Linked DNA regions of Homo sapiens: regions 1, 2, 3, 4 and 5 are each linked to region 6. Evidence: chromatin loops called from intact Hi-C (ENCODE). Cell type or tissue: ascending aorta. All regions are shown on one strand. Region 1 has its middle 250 kb from the start of COPS8-DT. Region 2 has its middle 220 kb from the start of ACKR3. Region 3 has its middle 180 kb from the start of ACKR3. Region 4 overlaps LOC105373948 (a long non-coding RNA gene). Region 5 has its middle 200 kb from the start of COPS8-DT. Region 6 has its middle 73 kb from the start of ACKR3.

Region 1 (5,000 bases), 190 kb after region 6:
TTTGCAGAGGGCTTCTTAAGGAAGGGCAGTCTTGTTGGGGACTTGCTCTTTAATTTATGGGATCTGATACAAACTCCAGGCAGTTAGTGTCAGAACTGAAGGACTTTGCCCTTAACTCACGGGGTCTGAGCTTGGGACCCAATAGGAACTCCAGGCAGTTAGTGTCAGAGCTGAAGGACTTTGCCCTTACCCTGTAGGGTCTGAGCTTATTCTGGCTAGTTAGTGTCAGAATGGAATTGAATGGTAGGACATCCAGTTGATGACAGAGGATTGGTTTTGGAACTGCAGACGTTCTCATCTCCTGGAATGCTAACAAAAACTCAGACCCCAGATCTTGAGGATCAGATAATCTGTGCCAGGGAATCCTCATTTTAGGGAGTACATAAATGATACTCATACACATTAAAATTTGAAAACCACTGACATACTTGTTAAAGCACACCTGTAAAATACAGGCAAGGAGAGTGAAATGAAAAGTAATCCCAATCCCATCGGGGTACATTTCTTTCTAGAAGCTCCGTGTAAGTGTTTTTGTTATGGTCTGGTTCATCCTATCTGTTTAGTATTATGCTCTGCTTTTTCCCTTTGACATCATATCAGAATTTTTTTTTTTTTTTTGAAACGGAATCTCACTCTGTTGCCCAGGCTGGAGTGCAGTGGTGCGATCTTGGCTCACTGCAACCTCCGCCTCCGAGGTTCAAGCAATTCTCTGGCTCAGCCTCCCGAGTAGCTGGGATTACAGGTGCCTGCCACCACGCCCGGCTAATTTTTTTTTATTTTTAGTAGAGACAGGGTTTCACCATCTTGGCTAGGCTGGTCTCGAACTCCTGACCTTGTGATCTACCTGCCTCGGCCTCCCAAAGTGCTGAGATTACAGGCATGAGCCACCGTGCCCAGCCCAGAAATTTTTTTTGTAATGTTAGACTCTTTTAAAATATAATAATTGCTTTTGCAAAACACTGTGTTTCCTTAACTGTTCTGTCTCTTTGGGAGGTGCTTACAATATTTTCAGTTTGTCATTATTATTAAGTATATATTGTGATGAAAATCTTTCTCTCTGAAGGTTTTACAGTATTTGTTTTTATTAACTTAGGATTCCCCAAAGTTAGAGTACTTGCTCTGTCCCCACAGATGGTTTCAGACCTCCGAATAAACATCGCACTGGCAACCTACAAGACCATGTTTATATACCTTCTCTGGCAACAATGTTTATTTTTTTAAACTTTGTTAACTTGATAGGTCAAAATGGTATGTAATTATTTTAATTGTATTTATTCCATCCTTAATGCTGCAGGAAATTTTCCCAAGTATTTGTTTACTAATTGCATTTCCTTTTGTGAATTCCTGGTTCATAACCCCCAACCCTTGGGGTTGGAAGAACGTTGGTAATTTGCTGTGAAATGAGCCCTCTGCCTGCATCTTTGCTACAGTTGTGTTTTGCATTCCATTTGCTATAAAAATTATGTTTAAAAAATTATGTCGTATTTTTAATGTATTGGCATTTAAAGTTATTATCCGGACAATTTTTTTCTTGGTGACTTATTCTACTGCCTTGAAATTTAGAAGGTCCAGTCTACTCCAGAAATTGGGTATTTGATTTTTGTTTTCTTGTAGTCCTGCTGATTTTTTTTTTTAAAGATAGATGATTAAATATGTCCCTCTTCAATCCACCTAGAGTGTATTTTGGCATACGGTATAAGGTAATCTAAGCAAGTTATTTTTCTAGGTATTATTGTTTTAAAATTATCTGTTGAAAGCTCTTTCCCTTCCTCTGTCATATCCTGGGAGAATTGGTTCTTTTGGGCCTTGCCATGTTACAGGACAACTGTGTGTTTACAGCGTTCCCTGAGGACAGGCCTCTGTTTCATTCCGCTCTGCACCTCTAGAACTCGGCATAGTGCAAAGACCGCCCAGAAAAGTTTGTGAATGACCATTAAAAACCCATAGAGGAAGAAAGAAGCCATGCCTATGGGGTGGCTACCCCAACAGGCCAGTGATTCCTGGAGGCTGGAGAACCATAGTGCTTTCACAGAATTAATCATATTTATTCATTTATTTATTTGTATTTCAGCACATGGGATTTATTTTCCCAGGAAAATCTCCATCCATTGGCATGACTGTTTTTAAGTTGTTATTTTTACATTGCTTATGTGAAATGGATATTTTTAGAAGTTCTCTATTGCCACAAATGGAAGAAAATGGTGAAGTCTTGAAGATTGCTTGTGATCTCATTTTATTGCACTCACATTCTCTGTTGGTGAGAAAAACGTGCTTTCCATCATACTAAGGCCCTCCACTGAACTTGCAGACTCCACTAGAGCCCAGAGAATGCAGGGCTGCTCTTCCAGTTCAGATTCACGTCATCTCACAGGCTTCTCATGGCCCCCAGGAAGTCTAGGTCTCTTGTACCACTTGACTTGACATCGTCATTTGACTTGTGAGATTCTCAAGCCTTTATGGACAGGGTCAGCTTTCCTATATCTCTTCTCTTCTTAGACTAAAAATGCAGAGAGATTCCTGCCTCTCTCCCAAAGCGTGGCCAGCTGTCTCATGGGGGACTTGAAGGTTGGTGTCCCCCAGAGTCGACTGGACTTCACCCTTCTTTCTTCCCTCTCCATGGATTACTGCTGAGGGTCTCTTCTGTTCCCTCGCCTTGCCATGTATAGTGGCTGATGACGCCTGGCTCTCCATCAGGGAAGGGACTGGGAGAGGTGAGTGAGAAGCCTCAGCTTCCCTCTTAGGCTCTGCCTGTTGCACAGTCTGAGATAAATGTGCCAAGTTTTGTTTGTCCTTCCTCTGATGTGTTCCTTGATTCTGTTTCCTTATTTCATTCCCATCACCATGACTTTAGTCAAGCCATTGTTACCTGTCACTGCAACTCAACTCCATAACTCAGTGAGTTTTCAAAGGCCCCTAAGGCAGTGGATCCCAGTTTTGAAGGTGAGGAGCAAAATGCATTTTGAGAAAGTGTGTTGTGTGTAATGTTTGGATAATGAGATAAGTTACACATTGTGCTGGGGACATAGATTCCAGGTACTAAGCTTGAGAGAAACGGCTTGGCTGACAGCTGCAGATACTTGTGCACGCGTGGGGAGGGGAACTGTGCAGCACCCCACTGTCTTCAGTGAGGCTGGGTGAGGCTGCACCTGATTTCTATGTTTACTAAAAAGGGCACGGAGTATAAAAGGCTGAGAAACACCGCTCGAACCAATCTGTCTGTCTTCATTTCTTTATTTAATTCAATAAACATGGGTTGAGGGTCTGGGTTATTCCGGAAGATGCCAGGGTTAAGGATGCAGGTATTAAGAAGACATGGCCCCTCTTAGGAGGGGCCTTCTAGGAGACACCATCTCTGGGGAGAGGCTGTGGTCAGCTGCAGATTCACTGCATGGGATCTGTGCTCCATCCAGGGGCATGTCAAGGAGAGCCCCTAACCCAAGCGGCACATCCAGAGCTTCCTGATGAGGGGCTGCCCAAGTGGGCTGTGAAGGGTGGGAGTGGTAGCAGGTTGGGGCCATCTCAGATTGTTCTGAAGACCCCCAGTGAGGGAGAAGCAGGCCTGGGAGCAGGTGGGGGCATCTGGTACATGTGCAGGAAGGAGGGTGCTGGGGTGGGCTGCTCAGATGACCTGGAGCTTTGTGGGCCATTTTAGAAAGAGAAGCCTACTCCTCATGGTGGGATTGGAAGCTCCCTGTGGGGCTGGAAGAAGGGGAGCCCATCTCTGAAAGCCAGGGAGAGACCACCTCCAGCCAGCTCTGCCAAAGGCTCCTGTGTCCTGAAGTCTCAGGCTACACTTTAATCCTGAAACAGGTACAGCAGGAACTGCTCCTGTTCCTGCACCTGCTCTGCCTGATGGGCCATTTCAGAGCAGGGAAGAGAATGTCCTTTATCACTCCCACCTGACCAAATCCTCACCATCCCGTCAGTGTGACTTGGGGCTGGTCACTTAACCTCTCTGAGCACCAGTGTTTTCATTTGTGAAATGAGGATAGAATAACCAGTCTCAAAGTCACTGGCTCTGGCACGTAGTAGGTACTAAGTAGGTGAGAATTGCAATTATTATTATTATCATTAATTGTTATTAATGACTGTGATTGTCACTGTTTCTATTTATATTTTTGTCTTTTCTGCCAGTCACTGGGTTCTAGAGACAAGGGGAGGGCTGGCCCCAGGACAGAAACCTCAGAAAGAATTCTCCAGTCTTGGAGTTGTGGACTTGAATTTCATTTCTTCTGTTAGGAACACAGGACTAAGTCAGAAGAGTAGGGAGATAGATATATTCTGAGCCAAATGTCACGGAATTTCAGAGCTGAGGATGGCCAAGGGTACACGGTGAACAGAGGCCATGGAAGGATGCATGCCAGAGTCTCTACCCCTCTGCATATAGCCTGTAATTGCTTTAGATTTTCACTAGTAGTTTTATACCATGCATGTGTATCAGTGGGCAAGTCGCTCTCTGCTGTGAACCTCTGTTTCTTTGTCTATAAAATGGAAATTATGGGCCAAATGATTTGCAAGAGCCCCGTCCACTGCTGCTCTAAGACCAGCAGGAATCACTAGATGGGGAATCCCAGTCCTCTCCATCTCTTCATTGGCTAGTATCAGGGATCCATGAGTCAGTAGGTTGACAAATGCCCCCTTAAACACCAAGTCCTAAACCAAGGGCTCCATGTTCCCAGACAGAGATGCCATTAGCAGCTTCTCTCTGCCAGCACCCCAGACAGGTGCATGCATTTTCCTACTGACATAAAACTCATGGTCAGGACCTACCTCACTGCCCCATTCTCATCTAAAAGGAATTTGACCAAGGATGGTGTCACTGGCATTAAGCTTCTCATGTGGGCCAAGAGATAAAAAGTTCACAGACTCAGCTGCAAGTTACATCCTGTTTGGCACTGTGGGAAATCACTGGGTTTAGGAACTTATTTCTCACCCTGAACCTCTTTCAGGAAATGATGTTGTCCTTTTTGATGCCCTGGCTACAAAATGCAATGGGGATT
Region 2 (5,000 bases), 140 kb after region 6:
CATCTCTGCTTTTGTGGTCACTTCTCCTTCTCTGACTCTGACCGTCTTATGAGGGTCTCCCTCTTATGAGGGCTTTTGTGATTATATTGAGCCCATCCAAGTAAGCCAGCATAATGACTCCATCTCGAGCTTCTGAACTCACTGACACCTTCAGGGTGTGTCAAAAGACACCTTCTGCCATGTGAGATACCATATTCATAGGTTTAGGGGATTAGGATGTTGGCATCTTTGGAGTCCATTATTCTGTCTACCACACTAAGAAAAGACATGCATGAGTGTGATTGCTTAAGAATACATCCACAACCTCTTTGCTTTTCCTCCCTTCAAGAGATGGAGCTTAATTCCTTTCCGTTTGATTGTGGGCTGGACTTAGCAAATTGTTTCTAACAAAGGAAGATGACATAAGTGAAGGTTTGTAACTTCGAGACTGGGTCGTAAGAGGCATCCTGACTTCCTCCTTGCTCTCTCTTGGATCACTGGCTCTGGGGGAATCCGCTGCCGTGGTGTGAGGATGCTCCGGCAGCTCTATAGAGGACCCACGTGGCAAGGACTGAGGCTTCCTGCTAGCAGCCATGTGAGTGAGCCATGGTCTAGGAAGTGGACTCCCCACCTCGATCAAGCGTTTGGAGGACTGTAGCCCAGATGGCTACAAGTTGTCTGTAACTTCAAGAGAGACCCTGAGCTAGAAGCACCCAGCCAATCTACTCCTAAATTCCTGTCCCACAGGAAAGGTAACATAATAGATATATTCATTGTTTTAAGCCACATTTGGGGGATAATTTGCTGTACAGCAACAGATAAGTAAAACAAAAAGCTATTTTAGAATTCCTCCAAACAAAAGAAAACACATTACTTTGTGCCTTGATAGTCTTTGGAACTCTCTTAGCCAACCAGGACCCCACCTCCCTGCAGGACAGGATCATCCCAATAATCACACTCTTGGAACTACGGTCTCTTCAGTTCCTTCTCCAGTACTCATGGTGCTCCAGCACAACATGTGAGTGGATGAGCTGGGACTCTGACTCACAGAACAATACACACAGTACATTTCAAGTATATTTCATTAGTCTATTCAGATCTCTCCTCTGGGTGTGATCGTTTTCATTTTCTTTCAAATTCCAATTCTGTTATCTCTTGGCTGCTGTTACTCCCAGATATTTTCCAATGTTGCCTGGCTACTGACAGATACAATTCTTCCCTCCCACCCTTTCCTTTATTTGCTTCTTCGAACAGCACGTTCACATGCCTTATCTAATGGCCCTCTGGGTCCTGCTTATCTTCAAGATCCTTCTCCCATTTCTCCCCTCTTATGGCGCCTTAGGCAGACACAGCTGGTAGATCACCTAGAAGAGGACCGTCTTGCCTGGTTTCTTTCTGGGCTGCTACTGCTTATCCCATGGCTGGATGTTTGTATCAGTCAGGACCAGATAAGCTATGCTACAGTAACAGTCAAGCCCAAAATATCAAGGGATTAAAAACTTTGTTTTCATTTGTTTGTCCCCTTCTCCACCCTGTCCTTCTACATGTCCACTGCTTTCTGGTTGGGGGCATGGACTCATCTCCATCTCACAGACCCTGGCTGACAGAAGCTCCATTCCTATGCTTCCATGATAGAAAGGCAGAAAAAAGAGAAATATGTTGAATAATATTTGCTCTGACGTTTCTCTGAAAGGGATCTATGCCCTTCTGATCTCATTTCATTTGCCAAAGCAAGTCACATGGCCACACCTAACCTCAAAGGGAGCAGGGAAGGGCCATCCTAATATGTGCTTGGAAAATGGAGAGTTGGAGATATTTGGTGAATATCACCAATGACTGCCACAATGCCATTGGTCTTTGGCCTGCCTGGCCTCTGTCTAAGCTCTGTAGGTTCTGTGGATAATCAGATAAGGGTCTCTTAGTTGCAACTGACAGAAATGTGACTCTGGTTGGCCTAAGAAGAAATGAATTTGTTGGCTTATGTGATTGAAAGTTTTAGTGGAAAGCTAAATCTAGCTTTCCAAAAAGCTATTAATAGTTCCAGATATTCAGAAAATGATGTCAGGAGTTAGTCTACACTGCCTGGCTCTGCTTTTGTCTGTGTTAGTTTATTCTCAAGCAGTCTCCCAAAGATGGAAGACTTGGACTTACAACCAGAGGAGAGATTGTCCCAGGAATTTCAACCAAAGTCCCTGGGGAGTTGCTTTGTGACTATGGCTGGCTGATTTGGGTCATGTGCCACATGTCTCAAATTAATCAGTGTGGACTAGCGGCTGTGACATCTCATTGGTCCAGGCCTAGTTCTTAGCCTTTGCCTGAGAGTCAGGGATGGGTCAGTCCCCAGGGAACTACCTTATCTAAGAGTAGAGGAGGGTGGGTCCCAGAAAGGAAGTCCAGGTGCTATTACTTGAAGACGGGAAAATGGACGCAGGGCAGATGGAAATCTCAGATATCCTCCCAGATATTCTTCGTGTTTTCTATTTCCCAGGCCACAAATAACTCACATGACCCTTGCATTCCCCCACCGGCCTGTGTTGCTATGGACTCATCTCCACCAGGACTCGGCTTCTTTTGCTCTGGGTTGACCTTGGTGGCAGCCTGGGCAGTGAAGTGGCACCAACTCATCATCTCCTGGATGGCGGGGATGAAGCTAAGAACTCAATCGTGATCTTTTAAAAAATTTAAGCCCAAGTATTGCATCTTCTAAGGGAACTGAGAACAATCAGATTCAAATATAAGCCCTGATATGGTTTGGCTGTGTCCTCACCAAATGTCATCTTGAATTGTACTCCCATAATTTCCGTGTGTTGTGGGCGAGACCAGGTGGGAGATAATTTGAATCATGGGGGCGGTTTCCCCCATACTGTTCTCATGGTAGTGGGTGGGTCTCACAAGATCTGATGGTTTTATCAGGGCTTTCCACTTTTCCATCTTCCTCATTTTTTCTCTTGCCACCACCATGTAAGACGTGCCTTTCACCTCCCACTACGATTCTGAGGCCTCCCCAGCCATGTGGAACTGTCAGTCCAATTAAACCTCTTTTTCTTCCCAGTCTCAGGTATGTTTTTATCAGACTAATATAAGCCCCACATCTTCTAGAAAGCCAAATCCAAGAAGATTTTTTAAAAAATCACTATTATGAAAAACTCCTGCTCTCCTCTCCTCTAGCACTGAAGATGGACACAACATATTATTTTGAGCAACTGGAAAATTGTTCAGATAATTAGCATGGAAGTTATCTTGCAGCAGTGCTGGCTCCATTTTAGGCAACTACGCCTACGTGGTAGTTATTTCTGTAAAGCATGTGGTTCGTTTGAAAACTCTGACATAACACTTTCTATGCAAGGAGGAAGTGAAGTGTCTTCCCCAGCAACAGACCTGGGAACTGGATCCAACGGCAAGAATCGAGAAAGAAACAACTTTCAAGTAGATGCTTTATAGAGCCCTGGAGAGGGAAGGTGATCATTTGAAGCCAGCGGGAGTTCACTAAGGGCCAATCATGCAAGATTAGTTTCATTTCCTTATTTTGACAGGGAAATTGGACTTGCAGGGCTGAGGCCTTCTGTAGACATAATATATCGGGATGGAACCAACATTTTTTGAAAAATTTCTCATGAGGTCCTTTGGCTGTAGTGCTGAGGGAACCCGCTGGATTGGTAAGGGATTACGGACTCTACTGAAGTGGGGCCAAATGCTGTCAAGTTAGGGAACAGCCCTCAGGCTTTCTGCAGGTCTCTGTCATTCATTCTCTGTTGTGTAATATTTTTGTCTGTAATTTCAGCGATATTGATAGCACACTGGATCTTACTATTAATCATATTAGCATTTCTTACTAACTAAAATAATAGTAGCACCCACAGGTGCTGCTAACAGTTACTGGGTATACACTATATTCTGGGCACTATGTTTAAGGCATTATATGGACTAAATTATGAATATCCCATAACCCAGTAAGGTAGGAGCTATTATTTTTCTTTTTTAATGGCAGAAAACTAACATTGGCATTGAGAGGGGATTAACTTGGAAACCCCAGTTAGGCTTTCTCAGCTTTCTAGTATCTAAGAAAGACATTCAAGATGACAGAACTGTGGAGAACAAGAAGACAGAAAAGCTATATGGGACCAGACAGTCTCACCCATACCAAAGCTAAGATGCAAACTGGGCTCTGATCTCCCTGGTAGCCAAAGCAAGAACAGAAACAGGAATCCTCTGTTGGATTTCGATGTTTGTGAACAGAAAACAAATGAGTCCCTCAGGGAAGCAAAATTCCTCTTGGATGTGTGTGTGTGTGTGTGTGTGTGTGTGAGAGAGAGAGAGAGAGGAGAGGGAGACCACTTATCACAGTGGCTTCTTCAGTTCTATACACACTGTCCTCAAGGGTTTTTCTTATGGCCTCCATACACACATGTAGAAGGTTTAATGACAAAGTGCAACTCAGTGGCACAGGAGGGAACAAGACAATATCGAGTATTAATACTGTTTATTAACAATTTTTCAAAAAAAGGATAATGAGTTCATTTGGGCTGAGTTAGAACAGCAGAAACCATGCTGAAAACCACGCAACCTTGACCATGGTGTGACCTAGATGTGAGTTTCATCGTACCATCTTCAAGAGGAATGTGCGTTTAGCCCATGATTGCTCAAAACATTAACTACCTTGTATGACATTCATCCTTCTGGCAGTTTTCAATCGTTATGCTTTATTTAGACTTCTTATCTCTTTCACGTTTCATTGAAAAACAATAAATAATCTTGGTCTTTTCAGGGAGAATAATTGCCCATTACTTGAAAAGAAAGCAGGTTTTGTGCCATATTCAGATGCTCACATGACTCCCACCCCGGAATGCCTTGTCAGGGGCAGCTGCAGATGCAACAAGGATCATCTGGAGCTGAATTTGCACATCTCACCAAGGGACCCACTATGATGGCTGCAGCTCACTTTGCATAGCATTCCTACTTCCTGCAGAATTCCAGCCCTTACTGAATCCCTTCAGTTACCTTAGGCTGGATGCTGATAAAGA
Region 3 (5,000 bases), 100 kb after region 6:
CATGGTTTGAAAAAGGAGATCATGCCAAAGCCTGCAGAGCTGAGGAATTGTATAATTGCTTTGTTGGGCTGTACACCTTTGGCTTTTAATATGCCTCAGATTCCTAAGTTACAACCCTTTGATTTTCTTAGCTATTGGTACTGAAAGAACACCATGCTACTGAATTCACTCTCAGGGCTGTCAAAAAGAACTCTGAATGAAAATAATCAAAATTCATCCTGCAAATACAAAAATGCTTCGTGAAAATCACCAACACATCCCATTCACGAATGCTTCTGCATGTCAGCTGTACTTCATTAGCTGTAGACATTTCTTAAGCGCTTCATTTTGACCACAAATATGAAGTTGCTGACCATTGACTGTTCTCTTGGAGAGAATTACTGTGTGCGGTTGCTGAGTCAGCGCACAGACCCCCACAACAGACACCTTGGCCAAGAGACAAAAGAGAGGGGCTGCGTGCATTTATCAGTGCTTTAATAAGGCCTGCAGATTCTTCTTTCTTTGCCAAAAAGCGGAAAACAAAACAAAACATGGTTAGAGATGCAAAGGAAAATTGCTTCATTCAGAAAAAACAAAGCACAATAGTTTCTAGGGAGATACAGAGAGATGCAGCTTGTTGCATTTTTGAGGTTATTCCCTTTAAATGTATTATTTTGGTGTTTGCCCCAGATTTCCACTCATCACTGAACTTTGGCTAATTGCTCTGAAGGCTAAGAATAAACACAACATTCACACAAGCCTGGGGTGGGGTGGACAGCCACTCAGTGTCCCTGCCATGGGTTTCTGAACACACATTCATGACTTCCCCCCTTCCCCACCCTCAGGTACCCCATGTCTCCTGGAAGATGTTCCTTAATGCTGAGCTTCTGCAATGGAATTTAGCCTCCAAGCCACAGTTGCTATTTCTCTTCTAGCTAAAAACTTCTATTCATCAACCTGGGTGGTCTTTACAATATTAATAGCCGTAAGAATGTGAATTATTTACAGAATTTGTAGACATTATCACCAAAGGAGTAAATCAACATTTGCTTCCATTTAGAACCTAGATATTTGTTAAGAGATATTCTTAAAGTACCATTCTTAGGTTGCTGGAGAGCGTCTTCAAGGGTAGATAATTTCAGGAAACACATAAGTAGGAATTTGTTTCTGTCAGTTCTTTGTGACTTTCCCTCTTCCTGTCTCTAGGAGGGCTTTATAAAACTTTCTGAATGGTCCTCCTAAAAAAGTAATCTGGGAAAATAGATCCACACAACTATATCAATGTGAAATTTCACATAGATTTGAAGGGCTAGTGCAGTAATTTCTCGGAAAAAAATCATTGGGGATTTGTTAGATTAGTCGTGGTAGATTTGGGGGGTGCATCTCTCTTCTTCTATTAATAGAATAGCAATGAAACTTAAATAATTAATATAAATTCTAATTTAGATTAGAATTTCTTGATGTTCGGTTGGACAACTAAGATGCCTTTGTGGGGTTAACTAACAAGGACCCAACAAGTCCCAACTAACAAGGAAGGTTATTTGCAGGGAAAGTGGTGTTAAGGAGATCTGAAAGAGGAGGGCCAGGCTCCATAGCTCCTTGGGCTGCCACTCCTGCTCTGGACAGAATGGTATAAGAATATAGAACTGTTGGAAGCCTCTTAGGCTAGAACCCAAGATTACTTTACTTTGGATCTAAAAATAAAGTTCAAAATTCACAAAATTTATACCAGGAGTTTGTGTCTTCTAAATAAATTCATTTTAGTAATTCCTCCAGACTGATGGTATCTCTGTGTATCTTAAGACAAAGGTACACACATTCCTCTTCATCCCCAGCTCTAAATAGAAAAGGCAAAAGATTTGCTTTTCTAATCGTGTTCTGCATTGCTTTCTGTGTTTGCCCAAGTACATACCTGTCTCATGAATAAGCTCTCTGGTAGGAGGGCTGAGGCACAGTGAACAATCCCCCAGGGCGTGAGACACAGAATTGCACCAGTGGCCTGTCTGCCACCCAGCTCTGAAACACAAGCAGGCTTATCCCGTCAAGATTGAACCTGTGTGCTGAATGCTGTGAGCTCCCAGGCCAGCATGAGGGTGGCCAGGTGGGGAAGATAATCTGGATTTGCATGCCAGCTCCTTTGCTGGAGATGGCTGATGCTTTGTGTTTGTTTCGAATATTATTTCCATGGTTCTTTTATTAAAATCAGCTGTTGGGCTCCCACAAATTATTCTTAGCTCGACAGACCAAAACAAATGTCAAATAGTGAAAGTGTCATTCGAGTCCTAAAATGGGGAGTAGGCTGTAATCTTGTGTCTTGTAAAGATATAAAAATAGGACTAGGCAGAACCCTGTCTAAGGTATAAAAGAAAGAGAAAATCAGTGCAGAAGACAGAGTAGGAGATTCAGCTAGGATGGAAGATGAAAAGATACCCTTGGCTTTCTAGAAGCTTTCCCAGTTACTGTTTTGTTTGTTGTTTGTTGTTGTTATTTATCTTTTTAATTTCATCTCTTCTTTAAATCAGCCCAACAGAAACAGAAAACAAAAGTTCCTTTCAGTTTTATCAAATCTGGAAAAAAATCATTTAATCATTAAAAAAGTCTACTGTGCTACTTACAAAAACAAAAAAGTTGACTATTTCCCTCTGCACTGCTCTCCCCTCTTGAGATCAAGTATACAGAAGCACTTCGATGATCAAAGCATGTAGCCCCATCACATCAAGAGATGAGGATATCAGCTCCTTTCTATTTATTTCTATGGATAGGAATAGTGCTGTTATGTTGCCTCATCTCGATGGATTAGTGGAAAGCATTATGCTCTTCACAATGACCGTCAATACCCTAGGTGAGAGGCAGGGCTGGCCTCAGCAATTCTTCCGGGTGACAGCCTCTAAGCAGAAGCTTGAGGGGACAGTGCCATGGCAAGGCTGCAGGTGGGTGCCGGCAAAGCCAGACATCGGGGAGCTTGCAATTCCAATAACCCACCCCCTGGGACCCACAACAGGGAGGGTCATGACCCGAGAGCCACACTAGCGAATCGCTCCATCTACCTGGCAGGACCACCACACACGGTCCCCCCATCTCAGAACCCCATCTCAGCACCGGGGCTGTGGGGCAGGCGAGGCTTTGGGTAGTGGACAGGGCTGTAGAAGGACATTTCCTGGATCGCAAGACCCCTCTTCCCCTCACCTAAGCATTTCTCTGAAATCCAGGATGCAATTCCATTTATGTGGAAGTGTTTCCTTATTATTTCTATTTTAAAAAGTATTGTCAAAGCCCCTTATCAAATCAATGGTGCATCTGACATAAACATGAAACAGTCAGATGCCATCGTGGTGTGGCAGAGAGTGATGGGAAGATGAGGGGGTTGATTTTTATTCTTCCATTAAATGTCTGGGTTGACCCTGAGTGGAACTTAAATTCCTTACCTACTTAATTTAGTGTCTTTATCTCTAAAATGAAGAGGTTAAACTGGATTATTTTCAGGGTCTTTTTTGAACTAGCAAGCACAGGAGTCCACACATAATTAAGCGCTGCAAACGTGGGGGCGCGGATCAGAGTGGCCAGAGGCAAAGCAAGTTGTATGAGGCTGATGGAGGCAGGTCCCGTGGGATGGGAGGCCCCTCAGAGGGCCTGCAGGGAGCCCGTAGAACTCCCTGGGGACAGGCCTGAGTGCTCTGACAGGGGGATGGGGAGGTGACAGAGGGAGGCTGGGCACTTGGACCTGTGTGAGAAGGAGAAACGTGAAAGCAACTCTGTACCCAACAACAAGCAAATAAAAATGTAGTTCCCCCCCACCATGTGCCATCATGATAAAAGCAAAAGATGGCACTTTGTTGTTTTTAAAAGGATATTCCTTGCAACCCAAATATCCCCTAAATAATTTGTCACCCCTTCAGTTATGCTCCAAGTGGCAGTTAAGTTTCCCTTGGCACACAGATCCACTGGAGAAATGGAATATTTGGTTACATTCTCCTGTAGAGGGAGGGAGGCCTGAGGGTGTGCTTGTGTTTCTAGGAAACAGCCGGTGCTTCAGCGCTGACCCCACACCTGAGTGACTGTCCAGGTCTGGGCAAAGGGAAAGCCGACATTAGTGTCTGGGGACAGCATGCTCATTGCAGCCTGAGGCCTCATCCTCAGCCCACACACTGAAGGTGTGAGACGTGCAGGCCCCCACATGGGGACAGACCTCCTTTCTCCTGTTTCTGCTCGGACAACCTGTGCAGCTCTGCTCACTGCTGCTGGAGTTTGGGAGTTGGGACCCCCTCTCTACCATGCACACAGAATCCCCAAGCCCCAGACATCCAGGAAACACCACCAGATCCCTCATGTCTTGGTTCTGTCTTTTTCAGGCCCCCAGCAGGAAGTGGCTGGCTCAGGAGGTGGTGTCTCAGGTACTGCAGGAGTCATCCGTCTTCTCTTCTGCACTGGGGAGTCATTCTCTGACCTTGGGTTTACCTTTCAGAACGCTCCCAGCTCTGGACACAGGGCTTGGTGGGGACCTCCTTCGGAAGTGTCACCCTGAGGCAGAGCCAAATGCCGCAGCAACCGCCTCTCCTCCACCCTCTTCCTCCTTCAATGCAAGATTGCAATGAGATTGGCCCATAGGGCGGTTCAAAGAAGCAAAAAGTTATGATTAGGAAATACCGGTATTAAATAATTTCCCTTGGTTTCATTTCCTCTTATGACTGAATCCCAGCAGGGCCTCCCAATTCTTTTCCTTCAATTGGCTGTTTTATGTCCAATTCCAGGACGGGCTGGGTCCCGACTGTAAGCATCCCCCAACCCTCCCAATCCCTCCTTTGAGTCCTGACCATTTAGCCCAAGACAATTTTAAAATCGCAGAAGCTTAAGGCTGGAAAGCATTTTGACAGGTCCCCCAGGCTAACGTTATATGCGTTTTCTCCTGTTTTGCCTGAATTGAGCCAGAGGAGGGCTGAGCGCCTCATGTTCCCCTGAAGCATGCGGGCTTTGGAGGTGGCCAGGCTGGGCTGGCTCCTTCAGGGACAGCCCTGAGGCTCCCT
Region 4 (5,000 bases), 90 kb after region 6:
ATGCTTTAGATTGTTTTTTGAGGGTGGTGTGTTAGATTCCTTGAGTTCCAATCCTGTTTTCCCCACAGAGTCCACCAATGCATGATCTTGGATTTCCCAGTGCCTCAGCTTCCCTAACTGAAACAGAGAAGGAATAACAGCCTCCAGTAATGTTCTAAAAGTTTAAAAGTTAGTTTTTATACTTATGAAATGTATCACTGAGCATTAAACATCGTTTATCCGCATATTAATAATTCATTAGGTTTTAACTATTACATTCCAAACCACCAATGCAGCACATTGAAATAATTAGGCTGATCATTAATGGAGAAGGATGGGGATAAATGGTGAGTGCATCTACAGCTTTTTTTTTTTTTCTTACGAAAACAGCAGAGGGTAACAATGTTGTGACAAGGAGGCCGTTGCTTCGATGAGATTACAATCTTTGACCTCAGAAACTGCTGGTGGACTGTGAGTCTGGAAGACGGACCTGGCTTCTCTCTGCGGCAGGGAAGGCTGGGGTCACAGCAGGCCGGCTGGAGTTCTCTGGGTCACCTGGGGCTGCCAGCTCAGCTCGGTGGCCTGGCTCACATCCCCGGGCACTGTCCCGTGAAGTCACAGGAGCTGTATGCCCAGCCACTCTCCCACCTTGACAATTCTTCCTTCCCATTATTGGTCCTGCTAAATCTGCGCTGAGGCTTCCTAAGAGAGAACAAGTCCCCCGGGTCATCCTCAGGCCCTTTCAGTCCCTGTGCTGGCTGCACACAACCTCCCAAGCCAGAGTTAATGCACCCAGGGCTGACAGATTCAGCAAATTACAAAGATAGGAGCCCAGTTAAATGTGAATTTCAGATACATAACCAATAGTGTTTTAGTATAAGGGACACACTTAAACTAAAAATAGCCACTGGGCTGTTTCTCTGAAATTCAATTTTAATTGGGTGTCCTGTATTCGATCTGGCAGCCCCTGTGCACCACAAATCCAAACACCCACTAAGAGGTGTATTTCAATAGCATTTCAGGCAAGTGGTTAGTAATGGAAGGCAAGGCCAGGCACCGTGGCTCACGCCTGTAATCCCAGCACTTTGGGAGGCTGAGGCGGGCGGATCACTTGAGGTCAGGAGTTTGAGACCAGCCTGGCCAACATGGTGAAACCCTGTCTCTAGTAAAAATACAAAAATCAGCCAGGCATGGTTGCGGGTGCCTGTAATCCCAGCTACTCAAGAGGCAGGAGAATCTCTTGAACTTGGGAGGCAGAATTTGCAGTGAGCTGAGATTTTGCCACTGCACTCCATCCTGGGTGACAGAGCAAGCCTCTGTCTCAAAAAAAAAAAAAAAAAAAAGAGAGAACTTAGAAGGGGGAATATGTCCACCTCCGAGGGAAGTTCAGATTTAATTTAAACCAGGTGTTGGCAAAGTATAACTCATAGTCCAAATCCAGCCCATGGCTTGTTTTTGTAAATGAAGTTTTATTGGAATGCCACCGTGCCCATTCATTTACAAAGTCTCTATGGCTGCTTCCATGCCACAATGGCAGTGCTGGGTAGTTGCATCTGAGACCACATGTGGCCCATGAACCTGAAAGATTTAATACCTGGCCCTTTACGGAAAAAGTGTGCAGACTTCTGATTTTTAAGGCATGGCTGACAGCTGCCCGGAGCCGGCTCTGGTCAGAGTAAGAATATTCAGGCCCTGGGATGCCCCTGATGTCCTGCGTCTCACAGCATTTTTGTTTGCATTTGACCCTAAGAGAGAAAAAGAACCTAATCTAAGCATCTAGGACTCCCAGGCTGGGAGCCGCAGATGGGTCATTGACCCTAGAAAGTGGGGTGGCTACATCAGGCAGACTGCTTTGCCTATTCAGGACAGTCATGCGGGAGTGACCTCGTGAAGATCTTCAGAGTCCAGGCCCCAGGCATTTACCATCTCACCAGAATGGCCATGTCATCCAAGAATGTTGCTAGCCTGCTCACCCCTGAGATGAATATTGTGGGGTAAGAAACCATCGTGCAAGGCAAGGTCCTGTCACCTAGCATTTGAATCCAGCTTAACCTCGTCAGAAACAGCAGCGGGTTGCACAGGGCAGACTATCACGAGGTGCTCCTTGTCCAGGCAAGGCTCCCTAGGGCACTTTACCAGAGCCAGATCACTTACTGGGATAAAGGGCATGAGTCACAGGACCGGGCACGTCACCTGCTGGGAGATGCATCCTCATTTGCTGTGCTACCCTCAGCAAAGGCCGATCTGTGTCTCCTCAACCTGAGGGTCAGGGGGATTATCTTTGCTTCTTCTCTGACCAAAAGGCCATATAAACATTATCTGAGGGGAAGCAAACCAGAGCTGCCTTTCACAGCATGGTCCTCCCAGGAGAGCCTTCAGGTTACGTAAGCAGCTCAGCTGACTGCAGCAGCTCAGCACCAGATTCTCTGGCCCAGGCTCATGGTCCATCTGCCAGGAAATAGAAGCTCTGTTGCATTGCCTGGAAGAGATGCCACAAGAGGGAAAGGGGCAGAGAGTTAAAAAAGTTTAAAGAGAACAAGTAAATGACATTACAAGAAATAATGCATGAGAGTAAGTTTCCAGCCTTAAATGCACTGAAGTCTACCCAAGGATGTCTTATGTGGCAGCCAGTGACTCAAAGTGGCTAGTGACTTCCTGGTGGTTACCTGGCCTCCCTTCCTGGGAGTCCACCTGTCTAAGCCAGAGTTCATGGCAGGGAACACTTTAGCCCCACGTTGCTTTGGGCAGGTTCTATGTGGGCCCAGAGATTCAAACGACACCTTTTCTCTTTAGTTGCCATCTTCAGGTGCACGATGGGACCATCGCAACCTGCAGAGGAAGGGATTCCCTCACTCTCTTACTCCCTAACCCATTCATTCACTTTTTAGTATTTTTCTCATTCACGTATTTAATATCCTACTGTGCTGCATATGGTTAGATTTAGTTCATTTCTCTAGGACTCAATGGTTTTTTAAAAATGTAAGCAACAAACCAACATCTTACCCAGAATCCCAATATGTCCAACAAATAAGAGGTAGGTGGTAACTTTCAGGCAGATACAACTTATTATTTATGTATTTCTGTGTGCATGTATTTGCATGTATTTGGAAATCTTCTCCCTGGGCTCCTTACTCCCTCCTCCCCTGCCACTTTTCAGATTGGGGGAAAGTGTCCTCATTATTTCAGCTGAATTTGCAGCCCTGAGCCCCAGGGATGGAAGGCGTGAGTCCAGCATTGTGAGACAGCAGTGCCGAGAGCCTTCTCTGAGTAAGGCAGGAAGCCTTCCCAATTCCAGTCTCCAAGTTTTATTCTTTCCTGAATCAAGGACAATGCCAGGCTTTTGGGCGTGGAGGCCCTCTCTACATGAATTCCCATATGAGGCTCTTCTATTTCAACAGCCTCCAAATTGGAATGTATTTTGAAGCCCCCCATACAGCCCCCTGTTGTCATTGACCCTAAATCTGCAGGCACAGGAAATTGGTCCACACCCTGCTCTGTACGGCTGCCCTGTAAGTATTTGAAGATGGTTCTCTCGTTCTCCTGAAGTCTTGGGTTTTCCCCTTCTGCTTCTCACCATCTTTTCTTTCCATGGCTTCTCATGTATGGTGGATTTTGAACTTTTCCTGGACATGCTCTTTGAACCTCCTTCAGTCTACTAGTGTCCTTAAGGCCTCGTGTTTGTAGCTAAACCTGGCACTTTGGATTTGGATTTTCTGTAATGGAGCTGAGGTGATCCAGACATCATGCTCAGGGCATCGTTAACCAGCAGGAGATGGCTCAGTCCCTAGCAGCTCTGCAGTCTGTGAAGGTGCCTAAGTTTTCTCACGTGCATGCCTCTCTCAGTCACATCTTTTTCACTCTGTACACATTTAAGTGTATGTCTGAACCCAAGTGCACATTTTTTAATGATCACTATTGAATGTCTTTCTCTACATTTATTCTTCGCTCCAGTTATCAAGATGTTTCTAGACTTTCCCTTGGTCATTGTACTGAGTTATGTCCCCCAAAAATACATGTTCCACCTTCAACTGTGTACCTGTGAATGTGACCTTATTTGGAAATAGGGTCTTTGTGGATGTCATCAAGTTAAGATGAGGTTATACCAGAACAGGGTGGGCCCTATTCCAATGACTGGTATCCTTATAAGAAGAGGGAAGTATGGGGCTGGGCGTGGTGGCTCATGCCTATAATCCCAGCACTTTGGGAGGCCGAGGTGAGTGGATCACGAGGTCAGGAGTTCAAGACCAGCCCGGCCAAGATGGTGAAACCCCGTCTCTTCTAAAAATACAAAAATTAGCTGGGCGTGGTGGTGGGCACCTGTAATCCCAGCTACTCGGGAGGCTGAGGCAGAGAATTGCTCGAACCCAGGAGGCGGAGCTTGCAGTGAGCCGAGAACATGCCACTGCACTCCAGCCTGGGCAACAGAGTGAGACTCCGTCTCAAAAAAATAAAAAATAAAAATAAGAGGGAAGTGTGGACACAGAGACAGAGACACTCAGGAGGTGTTGATACCACGTGATGACAGAGGCAGAAATTGGAGTGATGGAGCTGCCAGACAAGGAATGCCAAGGATTCCTGGCAGCCCCCAGACACCAGGAAGAGGCAGGAAAGGATCCTCCCCTAGAGCCTTCAGAGGGAGGTGGCCCTGCAGACACCTTGATTTCAGACTTCTGTCACCTGGAACTGTGGGAGCGTAAATTTCCGTTGCTTTGAGCTACCCCTTTGTGGTACTTTGTTACAACATCCAAGGAAACGAATACAGTCACATAGTACATTGGTCTTTCTTCCCAGTTTTGTGTCATCTATCAATTTCATTAATTTGACAGGTTTCCATGCATTTCCCATGGATGTCTGTGGGTTGGTCAACTCTGGAAGCCATTCTCCTGATAGGCTGGGACCCACGGGAACTGGTCTGTTGTGGCCACCCAGAAAATTAGCATTGAGAGCCATAGCTTTGCCTGCTGCTCTCTACTAAGAAAATGAAGCTTCTCACGTTTCTTGTCAGTTACTCATCCTACCCT
Region 5 (5,000 bases), 250 kb after region 6:
TTATAATCTTGTTTTTGCCTCTTACCATCTCCACTGACTTGTACTGTTTTACACCTTCTTGTGTAAATAAGCCTAACAGAGAAGATGCTTAATAAATATTTGTTCAATAAATATAAAAATAAGCAAACCAATGTCAAGTCTGACGTTTGATTATGACATTTCTTAACTGGATATGGCCAGCCGGTGAAATAGCTTCTCCTCTGTATCAGGTCATTGGGATGGTCTGTGAACAGGAACCCCATCTCCTTATATGCTCCTCCCATGCCTAGGGTGGTGCTGGAGTCATGGAGGAAAGCCCAGGCCTGTTGGTGAAGAGAAGGCAGTACTGCAGGGGCAGGTGGCGACTGCTGGTTCAGGTTGCCCTCACTTGGAGCTCAAGTACATGGAGCTCTCTCATCATTTCCATAAATCTGTAATAAATCTGTAAGGCGCATGGGTTCTATTTTATGCTGCAGAGCTTAATCATTACTGGACACGCCCATTTTCCTGGCCAATGAGTGTTTTCCAAAGCAATAAATAAAACGAATTGAGGAAATGGAGTCTTCACCGACTGAGCTGAACAGTCTACCTGTTTGCACTGACTGTGGCTGGTGGTGTCCACAGGTCATGGTGGGCAGAATGGCAGCCGGGACGCCTCTGCTGTGTCCCCAGGTCCAGCATCTGGCTTGGCCTTTCTACTGGCTTTTGTTTTTCCATGGAATTTTGAAATTGTTTGCTGGAATTGGCTGCATTAATCAAACAGTTGTTTCTTAGAGATATTGTTTATGTTTGCTGGAGCCACAGAGGGTTCTGTCGGCAGGAATTTTGCTGGCTGAAAGCAAACTCGGAGCCAGAAAGTGCGATGCCATTGGTTCCACTTTATCACCAAGCTCTGAAGACAAACTCTCACCTCTTCCAGATTTCCATTTGGTCTCGTGACAACGCAGGAGGAAAGAAGCTTGAGAGAATGTTAGGACATGGCGAGGGAGAGAATTCTGGGTCTCTAAGGTATTAGGTTGGTGCAAAAGTAATTGCGGGTTTTGCCATTTTTTAATGCATTTTAGTGCAATTACTTTTGCACCAACCTAATACAAGGAACAGCCGAGGAAAAGGCTGGTCTTGAGGCCCCATCCAGGGCCTAGGGCACCTTCTTCTACTAAGAAGGGAAGTTCACCCTCTTCCGAATCATCACCCACCAAAGTTCAGGGAGCTTCCCCTCAGCCCAAGGACACAGTGACATTGTGTATAAGACCTGGGCAGTTTCCAACCAGGTTGGTGCACAGGACACTGCTGGTTACTTGCTTATATTGTTCCCAAATATTGAATTCAACAAAGTAGTGTGGATAATCCATCATAGCTTATTACTCAAGACTGTGTTCACTTTATTTTAAGACAGCATTCATTATTTCCCCAGAGAATAAAAGTAATATATGAGTCTTATAAAAAACATTAAAAATAGAAAAGTATAAAAATGAAAATAAAATTACCTATAAACATACAATTCAGATATAGCTTCTGAGAATATTTTAATATTTTTCTTTTGCATTTTCATAGACTTTCCCCATGACCTTTAATATTCCATGAGAATATAATTTTTATAGGTTCATAATACACTGTATTATGGTTGTACCATAAATTATTTGGCCATGCTTCTGCCATTGGTTATTTAAGTTGCTTGTACTTTTCTCACTGTTATAAGTAAGATTGTATTGAACATCCTCGTACATAAGTCTCAGGCCACATGTTTTATTTGCTGGAACAACCTTTCCTTAACATCCAATGGCACGTGGCTGGCCCTCCACCCTCTTTTCCTGGAAGAGGCATTTGAATGAAACACTTGACAAATATTTATATGCTAGTAACCATGCTAGAATAACAGCCACAGTCTGCTATGACCTGAATTGAACCAGAAAATGCAGAGTGAAGGCAGGGGGAACACGGCTCGGGGTCCTCTCTGGTCAGGCCTGGAGCCAGCGCTTGTAAACTGTGGACTATCACCCACTGTTGAGAGGCCTCCTTTCGGCAGACTTCAGCACAGGGATGTGGACTTGTTTCTATGAAAGCCTGGAATTCCTGTAGGGGTAGTGCCGTAAAACCGGATCTTTACCTTCCTTATTTAAAGGACTTTTTTGCGCATAGACTGCCTGTCCTGGCCTCTCTCCCACTCTGGAAAGGAAGGGCTGAGAGAGAAAAACACACTGGAGATGCTGTTTTGGATGGAAACACACTCGCTGCCTGTTTCCCTGTGTGCCCATGGTTCTTCTAGGTGCTGGGAATAGACGAGTGAGATGCAGACAAGGCCCCAGTCCTCACGGCACTTATGTGCTATGAGGAAACAAGGAATGCACATACCCCATCGAGGAGGTGTCAGTCCATCTTCATGAGCCAAAAGGTGACATGTGCCAAGGAAACAGGAATAGAGCCTTGAGTGAAGCATCAGACCAGTACAGCCGACCTGGTGGGCCTTGGTGCAAAGGGAATGGAGCAAAGACTGGGAGGTAATGAGGGGATTCCCCAGGTGCTCCCCTGGGAGAAGAGAATTCTGCCCACAGGCCCTGCCACCAGCGAGGGCCTTGCGTGCCGTGGAGTGGGAGGAACCACAAGGTGAGAAGGGTCTGAGGATGTGGGCATGGAGGCATTGCAAGGACTTTGAATTTACTCTGAGAGATGAGTAGTCACTGGGAGGTTTGCAGCCCAGACAACCCACACGGTCATTTCAGGAAGCTTGAGAGAGACTCAGTATGTGGGGCAGCGGGCCCCCGTTTGTGGGGGCCACAGCGCAAACGCACCTGAGCCTGGAGCTGCTGGAACTCCTCTCTCTGCAGCCAGAGACCCAGGCTCACTCCTGGGCCTCCATTCCGCCTGCTGGATCAGCAAAAATGAAATGACTAAATGGGCTGTTGGATTTCAAAGAATTACAGCCCCACTCCAGTCCTTGAGAGAGAAGCAGAGGCCCTGTTCCCCTGCGTCTGTGTGGCCTGCTGCAAATAACGGGCTGGGTTTATGGCGAGGGGACGGCTGGGCGGTTGCTTGTCTAGAAACGCACCATGTGGTCCCTGCCTCCTCCTGAGCCTCAATGGCCGCCTGGGACATAGATAGCCAGACATCGCCAATTTCCAGGTTCAAAATTATATTCCCCCAACGTGAGTTAATCTTCCCATGAAAGGAAGAAATACTTTTCACTTCATGTTACTCTCTCTACTTTTTTTTTAAAGCATCAGATCTTTTATCTCTAGTATGACTATGGATGAAATATCACCAGCTTCATATTTCAAGATAATTTCCCTTCCAGCAAACATTCCCCTAGGAATAAAGACATGTAGTGCCCACACTGCTGGGCTGCTTTTTCCGCCTCTGTCTAAACAAGGCCCTGTGTGTTCCATCTGCTTGTCGGTTCCCAGTGTGCACTGGTCACTGCTGGGCTGAAAGGTCTCGCTTTTAGCTTCCTAGATAGGCCAGCGAGGTTAATAAGTTAATAAAATCCTATTTATCAGACTCCGGAGTCCATTTCCTCTTCCCCGTGGCTCATGGTTGTAATTATTCTTTATGGACTCTCGGTGTTCCTTTAGATCTGATTTCCTCGCACTCCCCTCCCATTTCCTGAAAGCCACGCCACAGAAGGAGAGAGTGGTCTTTTCTCTGGAAAGATGTCTGTTACTCATTTCCACCTTGGTGTCACGAAAGCTAGTCTGAAGGGATACGTTTAAATATTTAAAATTTTAAGATGCATGTGGAACAGCCTGGGTTGCTTCTCCTCCTGAGCAGATTAGGTTAGAAAGACCTGGGGGCCCCTGGATAACCCGGCGTAGCTGTCCAGGAGTGCAGAGATTGGGAACCAGATCCTGGGCTCTTGGCAGCTTCAGCTTTATCTGGAAAATTGGAGCCATCATTTCGACCATGCTCACATATGAAGATAAATGACAATAGCTTGCGTGAAAGTGTTTTTGAAAACAACAATAACAACAAAACACAGAAAAAGAAGGCATGATCTTGGCTGCTTTTGATGTGACTGTTTCCCTTAGCAGGGTGCCAGGGATATGGGGAATTTAGGCCAAATTAGCCGGAGCTTCTCTTATTAGCGAAGATTCGCTTATCAGGTTCCCTGCTGTCAGCTTGGAAGACCCAGAGTCTGACCCCGAATAATGAAATAGAGGACAAATGAAGATTCTGTCTCTGAGCAGGACTCGGGATGGGGAGCAGTGGGCCCCAGCTGGAGGGGCGCAGGTCAGGCTGTAGGGCCCCTGGAGCTGGCTCCCTGGCTTGAGAGAAAGGGCCACAGTCACCTTCGCCTGCCCAGGCCCAGTCGTCTTTCTCGGGAGTGGCGGAATGTAGCTTTCTACCCTACGGGCTCCTGCGCCTCACAGTGCTGGCTTTGGGTTTCTTCTGGGTCTCTGTGCTAACTTAGGCTCCGACGTTTCTAACTTTGGCCAAGAAGGTTTTGTATACGAATTTATAGTGTACTGTATATGTGTGTGTGTGTGTGTGTGTGTACGCGTGCACACCAGCACATGCACTTTTTAAAACAACTAGGAATCTTCTCAGCAAACACTATTCCTTGTCTACTCCCTTCTCTTGAAGATGGTCACTGAGTGGCTACGGAGACACAAACTTGGAGGAAAGCACCCTGGCCTTGCCAACAGTGGAGAGTGCCCCAGGGCCAACCCCGATGAATCTCTGCCAGATGAGGTGCAGAAGGGGATGGGGCAAAGGAAGCAGATACTCCCCCACGTGACTTCCCCACAGGAGCCACTTAACCAGAGGAAGACAGTGATATGGTTTGGCTGTGTCCCACCCAAATCTCATCTTGAACTGTAGTTCTCGTAATCCCCATGTGCTGTGGGAGCAACACGGTGGGAGGTAATTGAATCACGGGGGTGGTTACCTCCATGCTGTTCTGGTGATAGTGAGTGAGTTCTCACGAGATCTGATGGTTTTATAAGGGACTTTTCCCCTTTTGCTCAGCACTTTTCCTTGCTGCCGCTATGTGAAGAAGGATGTGTTTGCTTCCCCTTCCTCCATGA
Region 6 (5,000 bases):
CCTCTTCTGCAAGATGGAGGAGTTATAACAACATGGGTTTCTCATACAATGTTTTAAAATATAACTCTTAAAACTCTAACTTGGCTTTTGGAATTAACTTTTTTTTTTTTTTTTTTTTTTTTTTGTCGCCCAGGCTGGATGGAGTGCAGTAGAGTGATCTCGGCTCACTGCAGCCTCCGCCTCCCGGGTTCAAGTGATTCTCCTGTCTCAGCCTCCCCGACTAGGTGGGATTACAGTCGTGCACTACCACGCCCGGCTAATTTTTGTATTTTTAGTAGAGACGGGGTTTTGCCATGTTGGCCAGGCTGGCCTTGAACTCCTGACCTCAAGGTGATCCACCCACCTCGGCCTCCCAAAGTGCTGGGATTACAGGCATGAGCCACCGCGTCTGGCCATGGCTAGCAGGATGCAAGAAGACCTGGCTCTGAAGCCATGCTTAAGGACACTGTGCAATGGGGGACAAATCCGCAGGTGCTATGGGAACCCAGAGACCCAGCTGGAGGCTCTGGGAGGAATTCCATCTGGAAGCAAACATGCCGTGTCCAGAGGTCAGGGTGATCTGGCAGAGGCAGTGCTGGAAAGGAGTGTGTGCAACAGCAGGGCTGTGGCCCCAGCTGGAATCAGGGCTGCGGGTGGGGAGGCTGGAGGCAGCTTTCTGGAAATGACTTGGCAGGTAGGAGCAAGGTCCAGGTGGGAACCTTGAACACAGGGCAGAAGACAGAAAACAGGCTGGTACAACGGGACTCAGAAGTCAGGACCATGCAGGGCACGTGGTTTCCAGAAGTGAATAAAGGGGTGAATTGGCCACAGGAGGAGTTGGAGCCTGCACTGGCAGGAGAGGCACTGGGAGCAGTGCTGCCCTGGGGCCGAGTGGTCTGAGGAATGACGGAGGCCTTCTCTGTAATGCAGAGGGCAGAAGAATGGGGCCGCAGGAGAGTTCCCACAGCTGCAGCTGTGAGGAGAGGAGAGTCAAATCTGGGAAGGGCACCCAGCTGGTCTTTGCAGTGATGCAGTGTGAGTTCTCATGCCCGGTGGCCACTCTTCCCTGGCTGTGCTCCCATTTGGTCTAAGTGTGAGACACAGGACTGGATGCCGGGCTTCAGCAGTGGGCAGGCGGATGAGAATTCATGTAATGCCCAGCTCAAGGTGTGGCTCTGGAATAAGGCAGGCCTGGGTTTGAATCTCAACTTTCCCCCTAACCACTATCATGGCCGTGGAGCTGTTACCAACTCTTCTTGCACAAGGCTGATAACATGCACGTGTAAGGACGTATGAAATAATGTATGCAAACAGCATCTATGGTTACGACAAATGAAGCCCGTGAAAATCAGTTGATTGCGTTGGCTCGGTACTCTGCGTGTCCTGGCCCCCACATCAGTGTTCCTTAATCTTTTTTATTTTTAAAGGCACAAACTCCTTTCAAAGCCTGATTAAAGCTTTGCATGCTCTCCCCGCAAAACCCACGCATACATTTTTCAAGGAATTTCAGATGTTGTATGGACACTGGTGTTGAGAATTGCTACTCTTGACTTGAGGACAGGACTGCTTTTGTGACTGCCATCTTATCTGTCATTGCGCCATGTACAAGTATAATCCTACACAAATGCTTTAAAGATAGAATTTGCAAAACTGGCATTGTGATATGCAAGGCATCCTATGCATAGACAAAAACTAAAACCACCATAAAAGGCAAGTTGGGATAATTGGGGAAATTTAAGTTGGGCGGTAGAGAAGATGAGATTGTTAAATTCATGTTTCCATTCTTAGGGGTGATCACACCACTTCGGTCACCTAGGGGAAGATCCTTGCTCTCAGGGTGGAACTGTCAATGCTGTAGCTCCATGCTCCTGGGGTCTTACGGCTTTCTAGGTCCCCACTAGGAGTGGGTCATTTCCCTGGCCAGCTCCTGTGAGTGGTCAGTGAGAATCAACTTGCTCTATTCAATCTTCCCTTAACTTTGCCCCTCAAATTCCTAAGCTCTATGGAAGAAGATTTTACTTCTTTCATAAGAAGTGGAGAGTTTCCCTAAGCCCTCCTGGCCATGGTACAAATACTTTCTGAGCTGATGGGTTTCCAGCTCGTAAACGGCCTTGGCACTGGAGTGGGTCTTTCTTGCCATGTTTCCGAACTAAGCATCATTTCTTTACTTTCTTGATGGGAGTTGGGTTGGGTGTACCAGGATGAGGCATTCTGAATCCTCAAATATCTTGGGATTGATTCTTCCCTAAAAGGCTGTGGGCATGTGAAAAAAGTAAACACCGGGGAAGTTAGGAGGCTGGGGTCTGAATGAACTTATTCTGTGACCTTGGACAAAGCATTTGATTTCCCGGGGCCTCTGTGTTCTTGGAGGCTACCTAAGGTCAGTGGACTCAATGCCTCTCAGTGAGTGGTAAACGTCTGAGCCACTCGTGGAATATTACAACCACGCAGAAATCCCAAACTTCCAAACACATGCCTGGCTTCCACTCCTGGGAGCTCTTAATCAGCAGGCCTGGGGTGGGGCCCGGTCTAGGGGAAAAAGTCCGCGTAATATTCTGATGCACACGTCTGTTGGGGAACCACGGAGTGGAATGACGTCCAACACAGCTCCTGCCAGAGGAGGGGCTGTTAAGTGGCTTCCAAAACAAGCTGAGGTTCAGAAACACAGCCCCGTGAGGCTGACTCAGTGTTGGGGCCATTCACATTCTTCCTGGATGAGGTCGCGTCAGGCAGTGCTCTTTTCTCCTCCACCCGTAGCTTACAGATGTGGGGTGCCTCCCTCCAGCTGAGGGAGGGAGTGTTTTCACGCACGCTGGCCGGCCCTGTGCCTTCCAAGGGGTCGTTTGAACTCAAGTGCTGCAGTCGAGGCAAAGGAGTCCCTGGGATGACAGTTGAGGTGGGTTTCAAAGAAGCCTATTTTCAGCCCGGGAGGGGCCGGCTTCTGCACTCTCCGAGTTTCCCTGGAGTGCTGTCACCAGCCTCTGGCTGCCAGATTTCACAACCGGTGTCTGGGTTTGCTAGAATCACACCCCCTTTCCAAGGAGAAGCCAAGGCTTGACCTAGCCACGCTTTTTGTGTGTTAAACACGAAGCTGATTCTGCTCCCCAAAATGAGAATTAACATCCTGGGAGTGTCAGAGGCTGGTTTTCCTAAGGATTTTAGGGATTTTGGATCTTGTTTCTTCTAGGGTTCACATCTTAAAATATGGTAGCCCAAGTAATGAATTGCCTCAGAACACATTTATGCAGCCTCTAGTTGTCCTCTGTCCAACATCTCGAACAAACTCTGAATACCTTCCTTCTGGGCCCTTCTTTCTGAGAAGCCCAGGTGAAGGGCACTGATGCCTCAGTTGGGAGGGACTCCATGTTTGACTGGGTTGCGCGTCCTATAAACTGGCCACAGTTCTCCTCATGTTACCATGGTCCCCTGGCCATCACTGCCTTCCATGGCCCCTGGAAAGGAGTATTTCTGGCCCCTTGATCTCCTGAATGACACCAGGCAGCCCACCTGTGCACTCCAGGTACCATCTCCCCACGTCAGTCACGCTTCCAGACTCAGTCCTCCCGAATAGTACGCACTGCAGCCTATGAGAAAGCAGAGTAAAATGTTATCTTCAAACACTCACAAAGTATGTGTAGTGGATTGTATGGTGGCCCGTTTGAAAAAATATCTTCACATCCTAGTCCCTGGGACCTGTGAATATTACCATATTTGGAAAGAGTCTTTGCAGCTATAATTAAGCTAAAGATCACGAATGACAAGTGGTATGGTTTGAATGTGTCCCTCAAAAAGCATGTGCTGGAACACCTTCTGCCATGGGCTGATGCAGCAAGAAGGTCCTCACCAGATGCAGGCTCCTTGACCTTGGGCTTCTCAGCCTCCAGAACTTGAGAAATAAACTTCTTTTCTCTGTCAATTACCCAGTCTGTGGTATTCTGCTATAGCAGATGAAAATTGACTAATACAAGTGTCCTAATAAGAGGCATATAGAGGGGAGACACAGAGGACAAGGCAATGTGACTGTGGAGGGTAGAGATGGAAGTGATGAGACCACATGTCCAGGAATGTCTAGAGTTGTCAGAGCTGGAGGGGTAAGGAAGGACTCTCCCCTAGTGCCTTTGTGGAGAGCACTGCCCTGCAGACACTTTGATTTCAGACTTCCAGCCTCCAAAAATGTGACACTTTTTGCTGTTTTAAACCACCTAGTTTGTGGTTATTTATTATGGCAGCCAAAAGAAACTAATACAGCACATGTGTGAGCACGCACACACACACACACACACACAGACAGACACACATGAGGCAGCCATGAGCACAGAGGACTCTTGGAGGAGAGCAGAGGACATCTTGAGAGAAGCTGACACCGCAGCGGCAGCACTGATACCACGACCCACATCCTCCCTTGATGCCCTCATCATTTCCATCCAGGCCCTGCTTCTCGCCCAGAAGCCATCCACCATTCAGCTTGGTCTCCAGGTCACTGCCCCAGGAGGTACTGCTCTCAGCTCTGTGCCCCAACAGACCCACACTGCAGGAGGCTGACAGTGGACCTCCCCAGAGCCATCCCCACCTCAGGCAGATGAGCTCTGCCCTCCCAGGTTCAGGTGTTCCTCATCTGGCCCCCTGCTTGCTCAAGGGCCCTTCTCCCTTGACATTCAGCTCTGCTAGGCTGTTCCATCTTGCCCCCATGACCACAGGCAGCCCATGAGCCATTCAACTCTGCTCCTTCCAAACCTGTGCGTGATTGCATTTTGTCATGGACTGCACGTCCCAGCCACAGGAGCCTTGGACAAAGATATTTTATTTTATTTTTCTCCTGGAAATACGCTCCGGGAATCCTTTCTTTATCATATGGATTTTAAAGATGATTTGAGCCATTTGGATTTAAATAAAGAGAATCCTGAGGACTTTTTTTTTTTTTTTTTGAGACAGAGTCTCACACTCAGGCTGGAGTGCAGTGGCGCAGTCTCAGCTCACTGCAAACTCTGCCTCCTGGGTTCAAGTGATTCTCCTGCCTCAGC

Evidence for each region. Hi-C counts contacts between places; a loop is a spot of excess contacts. Peaks named below come from ENCODE experiments on the same cell type or tissue, not always from the same donor. Only the 100,000 strongest peaks of a DNase experiment are listed, where the experiment ranks them.
Region 1: it touches region 6 in a loop (3-fold over the local background); 2 of 110 quality-filtered maps call a loop at or near these places.
Region 2: a loop joins it to region 6, with 4 times the contacts of the local background. A loop is called at or near these places in 6 of 110 quality-filtered maps.
Region 3: it touches region 6 in a loop (2.4-fold over the local background); 6 of 110 quality-filtered maps call a loop at or near these places.
Region 4: it touches region 6 in a loop (2.7-fold over the local background); 6 of 110 quality-filtered maps call a loop at or near these places.
Region 5: it touches region 6 in a loop (7-fold over the local background); 5 of 110 quality-filtered maps call a loop at or near these places.

The regions. Positions count from the first base shown.
Region 1 is chr2:236,828,831-236,833,830 of GRCh38, forward strand. No RefSeq gene overlaps it. Among named protein-coding and RNA genes, the nearest start is that of COPS8-DT, 250 kb to the right of the region's middle. In ascending aorta, no CTCF peak of the experiment used is centred here; a DNase peak (open chromatin) is centred at 2,363; H3K27ac peaks cover 2,331 bases.
Region 2 is chr2:236,784,696-236,789,695 of GRCh38, forward strand. No RefSeq gene overlaps it. Among named protein-coding and RNA genes, the nearest start is that of ACKR3, 220 kb to the left of the region's middle. In ascending aorta, no CTCF peak of the experiment used is centred here; no DNase peak of the experiment used is centred here; H3K27ac peaks cover 2,877 bases.
Region 3 is chr2:236,744,041-236,749,040 of GRCh38, forward strand. No RefSeq gene overlaps it. Among named protein-coding and RNA genes, the nearest start is that of ACKR3, 180 kb to the left of the region's middle. In ascending aorta, no CTCF peak of the experiment used is centred here; DNase peaks (open chromatin) are centred at 1,971, 4,540 and 4,945; H3K27ac peaks cover 1,399 bases.
Region 4 is chr2:236,730,095-236,735,094 of GRCh38, forward strand. It overlaps LOC105373948 (a long non-coding RNA gene), which reads right to left. Exons shown (of 6, transcript XR_924022.2): 5 at 2,173-2,458; 6 at 1,429-1,724. Among named protein-coding and RNA genes, the nearest start is that of ACKR3, 160 kb to the left of the region's middle. In ascending aorta, no CTCF peak of the experiment used is centred here; DNase peaks (open chromatin) are centred at 2,107 and 2,387; H3K27ac peaks cover 1,536 bases.
Region 5 is chr2:236,885,865-236,890,864 of GRCh38, forward strand. No RefSeq gene overlaps it. Among named protein-coding and RNA genes, the nearest start is that of COPS8-DT, 200 kb to the right of the region's middle. In ascending aorta, CTCF peaks have their summits at 1,951 and 2,150; a DNase peak (open chromatin) is centred at 1,807; H3K4me3 peaks cover 623 bases; H3K27ac peaks cover 3,546 bases.
Region 6 is chr2:236,640,234-236,645,233 of GRCh38, forward strand. No RefSeq gene overlaps it. Among named protein-coding and RNA genes, the nearest start is that of ACKR3, 73 kb to the left of the region's middle. In ascending aorta, no CTCF peak of the experiment used is centred here; DNase peaks (open chromatin) are centred at 1,048, 2,028, 2,558 and 2,928; H3K4me3 peaks cover 791 bases; H3K27ac peaks cover 4,364 bases.